Regions from separate parts of the Homo sapiens genome. Here region 2 is linked to region 1. The links are chromatin loops, found by intact Hi-C in ENCODE. Cell type or tissue: IMR-90. All regions are shown on one strand.

The links. Hi-C counts contacts between places; a loop is a spot of excess contacts. Peaks named below come from ENCODE experiments on the same cell type or tissue, not always from the same donor. Only the 100,000 strongest peaks of a DNase experiment are listed, where the experiment ranks them.
Region 2: a loop joins it to region 1, with 8 times the contacts of the local background. A loop is called at or near these places in 38 of 110 quality-filtered maps.

The regions. Positions count from the first base shown.
Region 1 is chr16:57,296,261-57,304,260 of GRCh38, reverse strand. It overlaps TRL-CAG2-1 (tRNA-Leu (anticodon CAG) 2-1), which reads right to left and starts at 4,310; the gene lies at 4,228-4,310. TRL-CAG2-2 (tRNA-Leu (anticodon CAG) 2-2) reads left to right here and starts at 3,699; the gene lies at 3,699-3,781. RefSeq lists enhancers at 54-103, 3,987-4,046, 4,457-4,586 and silencers at 3,667-3,836, 4,127-4,336. In IMR-90, CTCF peaks have their summits at 3,518 and 4,586; DNase peaks (open chromatin) are centred at 3,560 and 4,140; H3K4me3 peaks cover 1,446 bases; H3K27ac peaks cover 635 bases; H3K27me3 peaks cover 631 bases.
Region 2 is chr16:57,190,680-57,198,679 of GRCh38, reverse strand. The region is part of intron 1 of RSPRY1 (ring finger and SPRY domain containing 1); the gene reads right to left. Among named protein-coding and RNA genes, the nearest start is that of RSPRY1, 8.4 kb to the right of the region's middle. In IMR-90, no CTCF peak of the experiment used is centred here; DNase peaks (open chromatin) are centred at 3,839, 5,369 and 7,419; H3K4me3 peaks cover 174 bases; H3K27ac peaks cover 1,579 bases.

The DNA.
Region 1 (8,000 bases):
TTTTCCCCAAGCTGGACAAATGTCCGGAGCAGGGAATGGGTGAGGCCTGTCCCACAGGGCTCATTGTTGGCGTCTAGGCTGCTGATAAGGTGGAAACAGGACATAAACAGAAATGGTGGCCTTCTCCCTTCCCAATTTTGGTCTCAGGGACCTAGGGGTACAAGGCTTCCTCCAGGCCAGGAGGGTGTCACATGAAAGGTGTCGAGGGGGGACACCTGATCATCCACCCAAACCCAAGAGACAGAGCTGTGTGGGAACCTGGTGCTGAGCCCCATCAAGGGAGCACTTTCTCCCAGGCCGGCCAGGAGGGCAGCAGGCAGGGCGGGGCTGGTGTGGGCTCCAGCTCTGGCGCTACCTCTGTTCCCTTCTCTCTAAAATGATGTGCACTCAGAAAGGTTGGTGATGCAAGAAATGAAGGGAGGGTCCCAGAGGTGGAGAGTGCAGGGCTTCTGCCCCAAAGAGGACCTTGGGCAAGTCACTCAGCCCACCTGAGCCTTACCTCCCTGGTCTGCAAAATGGGGTGAAAGTGGGAAGCTAGCAGCCCCTGCTTCAAAGCCCTTGCCTTCAAGGGAAACCAAGCATCTAGTAACCTGGCTCCCCTATGGCCTTCGTGACCTCCTATTGCATCCCTACATCCTCTCTCTCCACCCTGACACCCCACACACACACCAGCCAGCCAGCAGGGCTTGTGTGTTTTACCCCAAAACACATCCTGAATCTTGAATTCTACCACCTTTTGCAATCTCCACTTCCCTGGTCCAGCCATCATCATCTCTTACCCTCCCTGCCCTGGCCTTCCCCCTGGACTTCCAATTCTTCCCTTGGCCTGCCGTCCATCCTCCACACAGCAGCCAAAGGGATAGTTTTTGAAGGGCCCTCAGGACCATGCCACTCCCCTGCTTAAAACACTCCAGGCTGGGCACAGTGGCTCACACCTATCATCTCAGCATTTTGGGAGACCAAGGCCGGAGGATCTCTTGAGCTCAGGAGTTCGAGAACAGCCTGGGCAAAGTGTCAAGATCCTGTCTCTACAAAAAGTATAAAAATTAGCCAAGTGTGGTGGTGCACACCTGTAGTCCCAAATACTTGGGAGGCTGAGGCAGGGATTGCTTGAGACCAGGAGATTGTCTGCAGTAAGCCAAGATTGTGCCACTGGACTCCAACCTGGGCCACAGGGCTGGACCCTGTGTCAAAACAACAACAACAACAAACAAAAACACAGCAGTTACTCCATCACAGAAGAAAATCCAAACTCCTTTCCCTGGCACTCCAGCCCTGTGTGATATGGCCTGAACCTTCCCATCACCTTACCCCTGCCACACTGGCCTTGCTGTCCCTCCAACAGACTATATTTCTCTCTGCCTCAGAGCCTTTGCACTGGCTATGTCTTTTATCTGAAATGCTGCCACCTGCAGCTTTGATCTTGCTTGTGTTTCTCCTTTTGAACTCAGTGTCAGCTCCTCACAGAGGCCCTCCCTAACCACCCTGCCTAGGAGAGCCCCAATCACTCTTGATCACTGTTAAAAGGGTATTTTTTTTTTTTTGAGATGGAGTCTCACTCTGTTACCCAGGCTGGAGTGCAATGGTGTGATCTCAGCTCACTGCAACCTCTGCCTCTCGGGTTCAAGCAATTCTCCTTCCTCAGCCTCCTTAGTAGCTGGGATTACAGGCAAGTGCCATGACGCCTGGCTAATTTTTGTATTTTTAGTAGAGACGGGGTTTCACCATGTTGTCGAGGCTGGTCTTGAACTTCTGACCTTGTGATCTGCCCACCTCAGCCTCCCAAAGTGCTGGGATTACAGGCATGAGTCACCTCGCCTGGCCAAAAGGATAATTTTTAAGATAAAATCATAATTCTCATATAAATATAAAATGAACACGTCAAAGATTTTATTTTAGTCATTAATTAATGGGAGGACCTGTTCAATGTTATAGCCAATTCAAAAGAGAATTCAAAGACACACATATATTGGCAATCAGGAATGCTGAAATGAATTTATAAGCAGATTGCAAAATTGGTCAATATCCACAGGGCAATGATCAATTGCATTCTACCCTAACAAAATTCACCTGTATTTCTGTGGACAAGAATTATTTGGACATAAAAGTAATGAAAGGTGCAAGCCCTTATAGAATCAGATCCAGCTATCTTTTTTGCCTGTTTTAAAGTCTTTCATGAGTTTCTTGATGCATCCTCTACCCAGCATTTAACAACACCTGGATGTATTTGTCCACCTGTTTCTTATCCTTCTCCCTTCGCTCCATGCCTGAATGTATCTTGAGAGTGGAAATTCTGTTTTGTTCACAGCATCTAGAAGAGTGGCACATAGCAAGTGCTTAATAAATGTTTGTTGACTTTCTTTCCAGCTTCCAGGGCAATTTGTATTTTAGAAGAGGACACAAAAGAGTTTAGTGCTAAACCTAAAGGAAAGAATTCTGGCAGTCAATGAGGAGAGGACATTTGGGACAGGGAAAGAGGAGGATTTCATTGTCTTTCAGATAACCAGGACCTCTGCCCACCCCCATGGGGCTGCATCCCAAGCTCCAAGCATCTCAAGGGAATCTAATCCAAGGGTGGTAAGTGCTGCTGTTCTCTGGCCGAGGCCGCTCTGTGATACCATCTCAGACAAGTCCGAGGGCACTAAGAGGTTAATGTGACCCCACTGCTCACACCTTCTAGGCCTGACCCCTGGACTCCAAAGTTGGCTCAGAGATGTTCGAGGGTCTTGGACCCTCTCTTCTAGTGCCTGTGTACAGAGAGGGGCAGCAGCTGCCATTGTAGGAATATGAGTCATTAATGAGGGAATTCATTAATTAATGTGTAATTGTTACACACCAGGTCAGCGGCCCAGCCCCCTGAGATCCTAGAAATCCTTCTGGAGAAGGGCACCCTCTCGGTACCGAGGTCTTCTGGTCCCTGGAAACAGCCTGTGCGCGGCGTGCGTAAGCCTAGAGGGGGTGGAAGGGAAGAGAGGAAGATGCCGCGGGGGCCAGGAAAAGAGAGATGAGTCACGAAATGAGGGGATGCAGGAAGGAGGAAGCGAGGGAAGAATGAATCCATGGGATCTTCCCTGCGTACCTACTGTGTGCCGGGTACGGTTTGGGCACTGGGGACATAGGAATAGGGCGGGTCTGGCTGTGCAGCTGCAGGCCTCGTTCTATCCCGGAGCCTGAGTAAATGAATTATAACACATATACAAATGTGAAGCTGCAGCTGGGGCGAGTATTCGGAAGGAGAGCGCGGTAAGAGTGCCAGGCGGCCTTGCAATACCTGGGCTTTACCTAGATTGGGCGCCAGCCCACGGAAATGTCTGCGAATCAGTGCAGGTATACGGACTTGATTGCATTGTGCACAAGGGAAATGCAAGGTTGCTTGCAGATTTCAGGAATCAAAGCTGACATGATAGTACATGTATGAATGCAGAATGAATACAGGCTGGAGGCACGAATGCATGTGTATTGAAGTAACAGTCTTCGGTCTCGGCCTTCTCTAGTAGGCCTTGCGCACCCTCTGGCGTCGCCTAGGTGCATCGCGCTGACCTTCCTTGTCCCATCTCTCCACGCCCATTGGAGCAAGTGAGTGTATCTCGCTCCACCCAACGCCGGGCGGACAACTAGGAGTGGGTCTTCGCTGCCCACTACGCATGCGCATATTGCAGAACTTGTGAAGAGGCTTTATGCGCCACACACTGCAAGCAGTCAGGATGGCCGAGCGGTCTAAGGCGCTGCGTTCAGGTCGCAGTCTCCCCTGGAGGCGTGGGTTCGAATCCCACTTCTGACAGAGCTCAATTACTTTTCCTCATCAACACCGCAGATCAGTGAGGTTATGATGTCTTGTGTGTATGTGTTCTGTGTATATGTTCTTATAATCTTTTTTTATTCTTTTACAGATCAATGAGGTTATGATGTCTTGTGCGTATATGTTCGCATAATCTTAATTGTTTTACAAAACGAGTATTTTCTTATTAACGAGCATTTTCTTTTTTAAAAAAGAATCTCGCTCTGTCGCCTAAGCTGGAGTGTGGTGGCGACATCCTCCCGCCTCAACCTCCTCCGAAGTTGGGAGTTCAGAATCACACGACCACGTCCTGTCAGACTTTTTCTTCCCCACAGACATTCATTTAGACTTTGGATTGTGTGTAAAACGTACGGTCCTCTGTGTTTGAGGGCCTCTCTTGGTGTGCGGTCGTCGAAGATTTCTCTTCTGAAATACCGGAAAAGAGCGCTTGTCAGAAGTGGGATTCGAACCCACGCCTCCAGGGGAGACTGCGACCTGAACGCAGCGCCTTAGACCGCTCGGCCATCCTGACTTCCTAGGAGAGACTATTTTGGGGTCTGATGTAGTTCCTCTCATGCTTCAACGACGCTCGGGACTCAGAACCCAGAGGCGGTGTCCCGGGCAGTTCCGAGTCCGGCCTGCAGCTTAGGTTATCCACAACCAAACCCATCCGGTGCAGCGAGACTCACTGCTGTGGTCAAACTGGCGCTTTCAACTGAATACACAGATAATTTAAATGGAAAATCAGTTTCCCTTACCATCAACAGAAATAAACACAATGAAAACGAAATAACGTTGCTAAATTCTAGCTGCCTGCCCAGGCTCTGAGCCTCAAGTGGTGGTATTATGAACTATTACTAATACCGGTCGGATGTTTCGGGCTGTGAATGGGGCACTGGCGGAGTAGGGGGCGGGGTTTGGAGAATTATTGTTGGAAGGAGGACGCTCTATAAGGTTTTTGTCATCCGCTCCTCAGGACGGGAGGCCTTGGGTTGGGAGATCCCACTCTGCAAATGATTACCTAGGGCCTCATTCAGAAAGAGTTGGCTTTTAGACCTTTCTAATAAGCTGATCAAGGGAAAAAGTTGGAGATTGTTAAGCTTGGGGAAGAGAATTATTATCTGTCTACAAAAGCCTGATATACAAGGGGTTGGGATTGTGTCTGCCTGTCCTTTTTGCTCCAAGAACTGGGGCCCGAGGTGGGGGTGCAGTGGGTGAATAGTTACAGAGGATGGGTTTGGGAGAAGAAAGAGTTTGCTGGAAAGGAAACAGGGTGACTGTATTGGTAGTGATATCCCTGTCGCTGGAGGCATTCAAGACGAGGATCGATGGTCACTTGGTGGAAATGCTGCCAAGGAGATTCAAGAGTTTCTATTGCTGCTGTAACACATAACTACAAATTTGGTGGCTTAAAACCATCCCATTTATTTATCTTACAGTTCTGGAGGTCATAAGTCTAAAATGGGTCACAGGGTTACATTCCGTCTGGAGGCCAGAAGGGAGAATCCATTGCCTTTCCTCTTCCAGCTGCTGGAGACCACCCACATTCTTTGGCTCCTCAGTCCACACCACTCCAAACTTTGCTCTGTCTTCACATCACCTTCTCTGACTCTGACCCTCCTGCCTAACCTCTTTATAACAACCCTTGTGATTACACTGGGCCTGTCTGATAACCCAGGGTCATCACCCCATCTCCAAATCCATTATTATTATTATTGTTATTATTTTGAGAAGTAGTCTCACTCTGTTGCCCAGGCTGGAGTGCAGTGGCACGAACTCGGCTCACTGCAACCTCCGAATCCTGGGTTCAAGCAATTCTCCTGCCTCATCCTCAGCCTCCTGAGTAGCTGGGACTACAGGCACACACCACCATGCCTGGCTAATTTTTGTATTTTTAGTAGAGACGGGGTTTCGCCATGTTGACCAGACTGGTCTTGAACTCATGACCTCAAGTGATCCACCCGCCTCCCAAAGTGCTGGGATTACAGGTGTGAGCCAATGCGCCCGGCCCAAAGCCTTAATTTAACCACAGCTGCAAACTCTCTTTTAACCATTTAAAGTAACAGAGCCACAGGTTCCAGAGATTAGGATATGATGAGGAGACTCATTATTCTACCAGTGCCCTAAAGCACAATTTGATTTGGAAGATTCCATCCAGGGGTAATTTTCTATAATATCTTTGGTCTGAAACCAACTTTCCCCACCACTTCGCTGTTCAGTCTCCCCAAAACTGCTCTGAGTTCACCTCCCCCCTCATCACAAACGTGGCTGGTGGATCCCGGAGGCCCCTGCTAAACCTTGAACAGGTTGAGAAGTACTGCGTTTGAATTCCTGCCGTGTGACCTTGGGTAGATCACTTCACCTCTCTCAGCCATACAGGAAGGAAGGGAGGAGTTGGGGCAGGGGTCCCTAACCCCTATAGCGGTCTGTGACGTGTGAGGAACCGGCGGCATAGCAGGAGGTGAGCCACACACAAGCTAAGGAAGCTGCATCTGTATCTACAGCCACTCCCCATCGCTTGCATTATCGCCTGAGCTCCGCCTCCTGTCAGATCAGGGGCAGCATTAGATCCTCATAGCAGCGTGAACCCTATTGTGAACTGTGCGTGCAAGGGATTAGGCTGCACACTCTTTATGAGAATCTAATGCCTGATGATCTCCCATCACCTCCAGATAGGACCGTCCAGTTGCAGGAAAACAAACTCAGGGATCCCACTGATTCTACATTATGGTGAGTTGTATAATTATGTCATTATCTATTACAATGTTATAATAATAGAAATAAAGTGCACTATGAACATAATGTGCTTGAATCATCCCAAAACCACCCTCCTAACCCACCCCTACCTCCTCTGGAAAAATAGTCTTCCACAGAACCAGTCCCAGTCCCTGGTGCCAAAAACGCTGGGGGACTGTAACGCCATTCATCGGTTTCTTTGGGTGTAAAAGACAGAAACTCAGCTTGCCCTCGTTTTGGCAAAAAAGGGAGATTTGTTGGCTCATGAGACAGAGGGAAGGGTGGGCAGGCAGGTTGCTGGATCTCAGGGACCCCAGGAAGTGAGGGATCAGAACTTCTCCCACCTGTGCCCCTCTCTGCTTCTCTGGAGGCAGCTCTGGCCAGGGCCTTGTCTCTCTGTTCAACACCAAGAAGGCCACCCTCACACTCCAGATCTTTCCACCACCGGGAAGCCTTCCCTGCTCACCCCTACAAATCGAGTTGTCTGGCACAGACTCTCCCAGCTCCCTGGATCTCCATCCAAGCACATCTGTAATGAACACATTATCTGGGTAATCCTTTTTTTAATGGCTCTCCCTAACACCCCCCATCTGTGGCTTGGTGATTAGCCGGACCCCTGGGGCTAGGGCCTGGCACATAATAGGGCTTGGTCCATATTTACTGTGTGATGAAAGAAATAAATAACACAAACCTACTTTACAAAAATAAAAAATAAAAAAATAAAAGGGTTCATACCACGGAAAAATCTCAAGACAAAGAGTTAAGTGAAAAAAGCTAAGTAGAAACCAGAAATGGGCCGGGCGCGGTGGCTCACAACTGTAATCCCAGCACTTTGGGAGGCTGAGGCAGGTGGATCACTTGAGGTCAGGAGTTCGAGACCAGTCTGGCTAACATGGTGAAACCCCATCTCGACTAAAAATACAAAAATTAGCCAGGCATGGTGGCACGTGCCTGTAATCCCAGCTACTCGGGAGGCTGAGGCAGAAGAATTGCTTGAACCCAGGAGGCACAGGTTGCAGTGAGCAAAGATTGTGCCACTGAACTCCAGCCTGGGCAACAGAGTGAGACTTCATCTCAAAAAATAAAAAATAAATACATAAATACAATCTTACTAGGTGATCAAGGTCAACATCAACATTGATAGGTTCCATTGATAGTAGGTATCCTTGAGAGGCAATTTACCTCTGTAGTCTTCCTTCCAAAAATACATTACTCAAAGTCTAATCATGACAAAATAATATCAGACAAATCGCAATTGAGGAACATCCTACAAAACCCCTGAACAGGGCCGGGTGTGGTGGCTCACACCTGTAATCCCAGCACTTTGGGAGGCTGAGGCAGGTGGATCACCTGAGGTCGGGAGTTTGAGACCAGCCTGGCCAACATCGTGAAACCCTGTCTCTACTAAAAATACAAAAATTAGCCAGGCATGGTGGTGCGTGCCTGTAATCCCAGCTACTTGGGAGGCTGAGGCAGGAGAATGACT
Region 2 (8,000 bases), 110 kb after region 1:
CAGAAAACAAAGCCTTGAAGGGGAGAGAACAGGAATCTTGTTGCTCAGTAATTTCAGGGGGAAAAAAAAGCAAAAAGAATAGGGGAGCCTATAAAGTTACAATTTAATGCCAACACATAAAAGTATTTAGGAATAATTAAGAAGAAAACATCTTGGGGGTGCCTGTGAGGAAAGAAGTTAAAAAGAGGTTTGTTGGATCTTAAATTCTTAAACTTTATCATTTTTTCCTAAGGTTTTTATACACTGAATACAGAATAATCTATGCAGATTTCCATTTAGTACAATTTTTTTTTTTTGAGACGGAGTCTTGCTCTGTCGCCCAGGCTGGAGTGCAGTGGCGTGATCTCAGCTCACTGCAAGCTCCGCCTCCCAGGTTCATGCCATTCTCCTGCCTCAGCCTCCCGAGTAGCTGGGACTACAGGCACCCACCACCACGCCCAGCTAATTTTTGTATTTTTAGTAGAGACAGAGTTTCACTGTGTTAGTCAGGATAGTCTCGATCTCCTGACCTCGTGATCCGCCTGCCTCGGCCTCCCAAAATGCTGGGATTACAGGTGTGAGCCACCGTGCCCGGCCCATTTAGTACAATTTTAAGGTGATTGGATGATATCCAATACACGCAGATTTTTTTTTAAAATCTGACTAAATCTGATAGGATGGGCATGGTGGCTCATGCCTGTAATCCCAGCACTTTGGGAGGCTGAGTTGGGAGGATTGCTTGAGCCCAGGAGGCTGAGACCAGCTTGGGTAATGTAGCAAGACCCCATTTCTACAGAAAAAATTAAGAAATTAGCTGGGCATGGTAGTGCACACCTGTGGTCCCAGATACTCAGGAGGTTGAGGTGGGAAGATCACTTGAGCCTGGGAGGTCGAGGCTGCAGTGAGCCCTAATGGTGTCATTGCATTCCAGCCTATGTGACAGAGCTAGACCCTGTCTTTGGGAAAACAAAAACAAAAACAAAAACAAAAAACAAAAACTGACTAAATACGAAGGTAAGAAGACAAAAATTAAGTTTTTTTCCAAATTGAACTAAAGTGTGTTTTGAGTCAGTTTCTTCCAAAAGAGCAATTTTCCTTAAATGACCCAGAAAATGTCAACTATAAAATTTGTCAGAGAAGAAAATGAGGCTTTTAAAAAAACTGTAAATACTTTAAAGCCAGACTTTTTTTTTTTAAATAAAAAGGACCATCTGTGAAAACCAAGTGTAAAGAAGAGGTTAATCAGGTGGAAGAAGCTGGAAGGCATTTTATAAAGGCAAGCCTATGAAACGTACAAGGAAAAATCAAGAGCTGTTACCTCTAAATACTTTCTGAGATGACTACACAGAGTACTCTTGAGGGCTACAGCCACAGACAGGGCACATAAATGAACAAAGTAGATGATCTTTCAGATTTATCTGGCACTGAAAACCTATAGGTTTTAAACTGGAAATGGCTGTCATTCATGGTATTTTTTTTTTACAGAGAAGTGATGGACTGCAGGCAAAAGACTGGGTGAAAGCTAATCAATTACACTTTAGACAATTTTTTGTTTCATCCATTCAAAAAAAGCTTTACGTGGCCCACTTTCCAAGGACCACTGCTTTAAGACAATAAAACTGAGCTTACAGATTTTACACACAATACCAGAAGCCACCATAGCACAGTACACACTCTGTTGTCAGACTAGGTGAAAGTCCCAGCCCTGCAATATTTACTGATACACGTCCTAATTAACCTGACTCTTGACACATGTTAAAAAACAGACATAGTAACAGTTCTTATCTCACAGTACCACTGTGGGGATTAAATGAAATAATGCATGTAATACGCATGGCACAGTGCCTAACATTTAAACTGGATCAAAAAAATGCAAGATGTTACAAAATGAGCACATATCTAATCAGAAATAACTAAATTACCTGGGGGAGAGGGATTCTGGAGTAAAACTTGAGTTAAAAGCACTAAGAAAAGTAAAGAATTTATCTTTTACAGAACTACCCCGTACTGAAGTAATTTTTACTTTTCTATAACCTATACTTACCTATATTTTCAGACAGAGAATCTTGGGAGGGATTGTAGCTTGATCATCCCATAGACGGCATTAGAATCACTTAGAGTACTTATTAAAATGCAAATCCCTGGTCCCACTACGAATAGCCAGAATCAGAATTTCTGGGATGCCGGCCCAAGCTTGTGTTTTCTTAAAAGCTCCCCAAGTGACTCTGATGGCAGCCACATTTGGAAATCACTGTGTATAGAACCTACCACAGAACCTGGCACAGCAGGAAGGACACACCGACTGAACTAGGGGGCAAACTGAAATACTAAAGGGCATTTCTTCTTGGGTCAAAAATGTTAATTTCCTTGTCCAGTAAAATGAACTGAGACTATCTTTGAATGCAGTCTTTTGGAGAGGTCAGCCTAAAAAGCCATTAGAATGGTTATATCCATAAGTGACATGTACAGTACATATCAACACAAAGGAAAAAATGGCTCCATATATTTCCCATGAGGTCCATCTTACGAAGCATCAAAATGAACCTAAATGATACGCTGCTTAAGGATATCATCAAGGGTTAAGAGACTGAACGGAATAGAAAATGAGTAAGATGAGATTATATAAAGGCAACACATCTGTAATACCTATATATATATATATATATTTTTTTTTTTTTTTGAGATGAAGTCTCACTCTGTCGCCAGGCTGGAGTCCAGTGGTGAGATCTCGGCTCACTGCAACCTCTATCTCCTGGGTTCAAGTGATTCGCCTACCTCAGCCTCCCGAGTAGCCAGGACTACAGGTGCGTGCCACCACGCTCAGCTAATTTTTTGTATTTTTAGTAAAGACGGGGTTTCAATATGTTGGCCAGGCTGGTCTTGAACTCCTGACCTCATGATCCACCCACTTCAGCCTCCCAAAGTGCTGGGATTACAGGTGTGAGCCACCGTGCCTGGCCAATACCTATATTCTTTACCTTAACTTCAAAGACAACATTAGCTGGTGAAGTCAACTTTGAGACAAAAAAAAAAAAAGCTAGTCACACAATTTAAATACACATCTGTGACAAACATCAACTGATTTAATAATTTTTATCACTGGATGCCAGTGCTTAGTAGAAGGACTCTTCTTACCACCTAAGTGGCAATACTTTTAATATGATTATACTTTTTTATTTTTATTTTTTCAGACGGAGTTCCACTCTCATTGCCCAGACTGGAGTGTAATGGTGTGATCTTGGCTCACTGCAACCTCCATCTCCCCGGTTCAGGCGATTCTCCTGCCTCGGCCACCCGAATAGCTGGGATTACAGGTGCCTGCCACCACGCCTGGCTCATTTTTGTACATTTAGTAGAGATGGGGTTTCACCATGTTCACCAGGCTGGTCTTGAACTCCTGATCTCAGGTGATCTGCCCACCTCGGCCTCCCAAAGTGCTGGGATTACAGGTGTGAGCCACCATGCCCAGCCTAATATTATACTCTCGATAACAATTTTGCTGCAAGAGCATAATTATGATCGAATATTTCCTTTGCAAATCTATTTCTCTGAAGTGTGGTATTATTAATTTTGATTCTTGCCTTTTTAAAAAAGAAACTAAAGACTATTCTCTCCATTTCTATATTATTTATTAGATTTTTACATTTTACATGTTTTTTCATTTTTCTTGGGGGTAAATGAAGCACCTAACGCTTTATATTTTTTTAAAGCTGCTCTGAGACAAAAAAAAATAATCAAACTTAGGGTCTTGGTAAGCTTGGTGTTAAAGCAGTAAGGTTCTGGTACTCACTGTCTTTATAAAACACAGACCTCTACCATCATAAACAGCTCACCATGGAGACATCTGGCCAACTAGTCTAACCCTCTCTGACAAATGGTCCAGGAATCAATGATTCATCTCTTCAAATATTTGCTTGCATTCAGCCATAGTACAGATCAGTGAGAAAGAACACTTTCTTTTCTTTGAAAATAGGACTGCAGAATTACACTGCCTAGGAAGGAAAAGCTGATTACAAGAGTGACCATAAAGAAGAAAAACCAGACTTTGGGCACTAAATTACTATTGTTATAATCTTCACCTTATCATTCCAAAATAGTGTTAGAGGATGTGACTTTTTTTCCAACCCTCCCCCACAAAGGCTAAGTCAAATAGCATGAATAGCAAAATGTGTAACATCCTGAAAATTTTAATGATGTTCTCTCATTAGAAAATGTTTTCGGATTTTTCCCTAAGTGTGTTAAAGAGATAGCTTCTATCATCACATTTACTCCCCACTCCCAATATTTTATTATGAAATTTTCCAAACATACAGAAAATTGAATTAGAGTTCACTGTAAACTGTGAACTATATACCCACCACCTAGATTCTACTACTAACATTTTACTAAACTTGCTTTATCCCCACCACCTAGACTCTACTACTAACATTTTACTAAACTTGCTTTATCGCTATCCATCTCTTATCCATCATTAATCCATTCAGTTTTTTTTACATATTTCAAAGTAAACTATAGGCATCAGTATACTTTCTCTTAAATAATTCAGCATGCATATCACTAATTAGACTTCAATAAACTTCAAGTTTTTAGGAGTCGAATTTACATACACTGAAATGTGCAAATCTTTTTTTTTTTTAAACGGAATCTCATTCTGTTGCCCAGGATGGAGTGCACTGGTGTGATCCCAGTTTACCACAAACTCTGTCTCCCGGGTTCAAGTAATTCTCCTGCCTCAGCCTCCTGAGTAGCTGGGATTATTGGCACATGCCACCACACCCAGCTAATGTTTGTGTTTTCAGTAGAGATGGGGTTTCACCATGTGGGCTAGGCTGGTCTCAAACTCCTGACCTCAAATGATCTGTCCACCTCGGCCTCCCAAAGTGCTGGGATTACAGGCGTGAGCCACCGCACCCGGCTGAAATGTGCAAATCTTAAGCACAGTAACGTGCTGAGTTTTATCAAATGCATATACCTGTGACTCAAACCCTATCAAGATAGAGAACATTATCTAGAAACATATTTGCTTAAAAAAATACAAAAATTAGCCAGGCACAGTGGCGTGTGCCTGTAATTCCAGCTACTTGGGAGGCTGAGGTGGGAAGATCACTTGAATCCAGAAGGTGGAGGTTGCAGTGAGCCGAGATCATCCCACTACCCTCAAGCCTGGGTGACAGAGCAAGACTCTGTCTCCAAAGAAAAAAAAAAAAAAGCCTGCAGAACACCCCAAAGACCACAATCTTCTTACTGAAGATTGTGTTTAAATAGGGAAAATCTCAAGTCAACAATACTGATTTGGTAATGCATGAAGATTACACTTGCCAGCTGAAACAGAAACTACCTAAAGATGTTTCAACAAGAGTGTTTCTGTCTTTAGACTCTAAAGCCTCTGGTATTTCATTGGGGAAGGTAAGAAGGGGGTAGATTGTGAAATATTTGGTTGGAATTTTACTTTTCCCACAAAAAGAAAGGTTGTCTTGATGAGGCGTTTTTACTTGCCTCCCAGATGTCCAAAGCTATCTAACCGTAGGTTTAGGTCACACAGAGTACCATTAACTCCTGAACTGTAACTGTCAAGAAGTCTGGGAAAAGCACTGGATGATTCTGACATTTCCCTTATGCACTGAGGATCTTTAAGAAAGCACACCTTTGAAAGTAGGTATTTTTTTCTGGTTGAAAGACTATCTGAGCAGGGCATGGTGGCTCACACCTGTAATCCCAACACTCTGGGAGGCCAAGGCAGGCAGACAGCTTGAGCCCAAGAATTTGAGACCAGCCTGGGCAACATGGCGAAACCCTGTTTCTACAAAAAATACACAAATTAGCCAGAGTGGCGGCTTGGACCCTATAGTCCAGCTACTGGGAAGGGCAGTGGGAGTGAGGGGTGGGAGGATCGCCTGAGCTGGGGAGGTCGAGGCTGCAGTAAACCATGATCGCACCACTGCACTTCAGCCTAGGAGACAGAGTGAGACCTTAAAAAAAAAAAAAAAAAAAAGAGTCTCTGGAAAAACCTTCCTCTAAAAAGTTGAGAGCTTTTTTAACCTAGTAGCAGTGCATCTGTGGTCAGAAAGAATTACAGAATATAGTCCTGACCTAAAATGGTACAAAGGAGAAAAGACAAATCCTTTCAGCATTCAAATAATTTACTAAAAAATAAAATTTAGGCCTAGGATAGAGTAAGGAATTTCCGGAAGCAAATAATAGTAAAAAAGGGGAAGTAAATAATCCCTGCCTGAAATCTTAAGGATTGAAAAATTTGCCTTGGACTCCCAAAAAATACTAAGGAAGAATTGAGGTAAATGCTTATGACGGTTGCAGTACAGGGAAGAAAAACAAATGTAATATTCCGTAGTACTTGTGGTTTTCCCCCCAGGAGGCCAAATAATAGGAGATCATGTGTTATTCAAATATACACAAATCTGAAGGAAAAGGATTTTTCTATTACAGAAAACTCTCTGCTCTTAAGAAAAGCAAATAAAATATATAAGCAGCATGAATATCAACATTTTCCTTAATGATGTCTACTTTAAATGATGTCTAAAACACTCATACTGCATACTCATTTGGATACTTATTAGACCCTAATATGTATTCAATAAATATCTTAGGTGAATTTATTCTAAAATCTGTAACATAAAGTCTCTCCAAAATATTTACCATTTTGAAAAACTGAGACAACACCATTCAATAACTATATATCCAATGCTTATATGGCAGGCAGTGAGGAAAGACGGAAAAAGGTCCCTCATGCTCCTGACAAAGGGAGCTGGGGTTAGGGACAAACTTAGCTCCCTACCCAAAGACTACAGATAAAGCATCTACTAGAAGGAGGCCTCTTGTTCCATCAGTTTTCCAGTGTAAAAGGAACTTTGGTAACACTGAAGTACCTCTGTGTGAGCAAGTTTTTAGGTGACTATACAAATCAGCAATAGCAAAAGGGGACTAGAGAATCTATCTTTGCATTGTAACACATTTATGTCTTACATTATAAGCCAAAATATTGTTGGTATAAATATTCCTGCCCACACAATGAAAAGTAAACAAAAAAACCTATAAATTAAATTGATAAAGATGAAGTTAAATAAAAATTCTAATAAAAAAAGAGGAATCATGATGAAAACTGACATTATTTTGAGACAATTCAGATGATGCACCCCAAACTAAGCATACTTCCTGAATACTGCAGGAATCCCCATTCTGCATATGACATGTGAGAAGCTTGTATTGGTGCCAGGTTTCCCAGGACAGACTTCCTGGGCGAAAAAAGTATTAAGAGACCACAGTAAACTCCAATATTGTTCTAGTTTTAGGTTATGAATACCATGTTTTAGTAATCCTTAGTAATTCACTTGGTAGGTTATTAATAAGTAGCCCTTAGGCATACCTAAGTATGAACAACTATGAAGCAATAAAAACTTAAAAAAACAAACAAACAGTGCTATATTTCCCATGTGGAGGGACTGGGCAGAAACCACATCTTGAGAATCACTGCATTAAGGGAACACAAGAGCGAAAACAATTCTTCAGGAGGTAGAGGGGTAAGAAAAAACTAACACTGAACATTAAACTATGAGGTAATATACTTGCTGAGTAAGGTATTTCAAACCTTCTATTTGAGGTACATAGGACCTATGAAATTACGCCTGGAAACTATAATTTCAAGCAACAAGAAAGCTATGTGCAGAGTTCATTCCTTAACAAATTTAAGGAGTACATAAATTCCTTACTATTTCAAATGTATTCTCAGTTTTCAAAAGCTCAGAAACAAAGCGGAATGTTCTCTAAGAGGCCACCACTATTTATAAGATAACTTTTCCTGATTTAACCTTGTATATACCACACATTTATCTAAAGTTACTACTTTTACATATTTAACCAGCAACCACTCCCTTTTGGAATGGACACATTTGTATGTTTTCTCTACTCACAAAGGTTGGCAAGAAAAGGATTTCAAAAGCTGACTTACTGAATGATAAACCAAAGGGAAATATTCACTCCTTTGCACTTCTAAAAGTTGTAAAAGT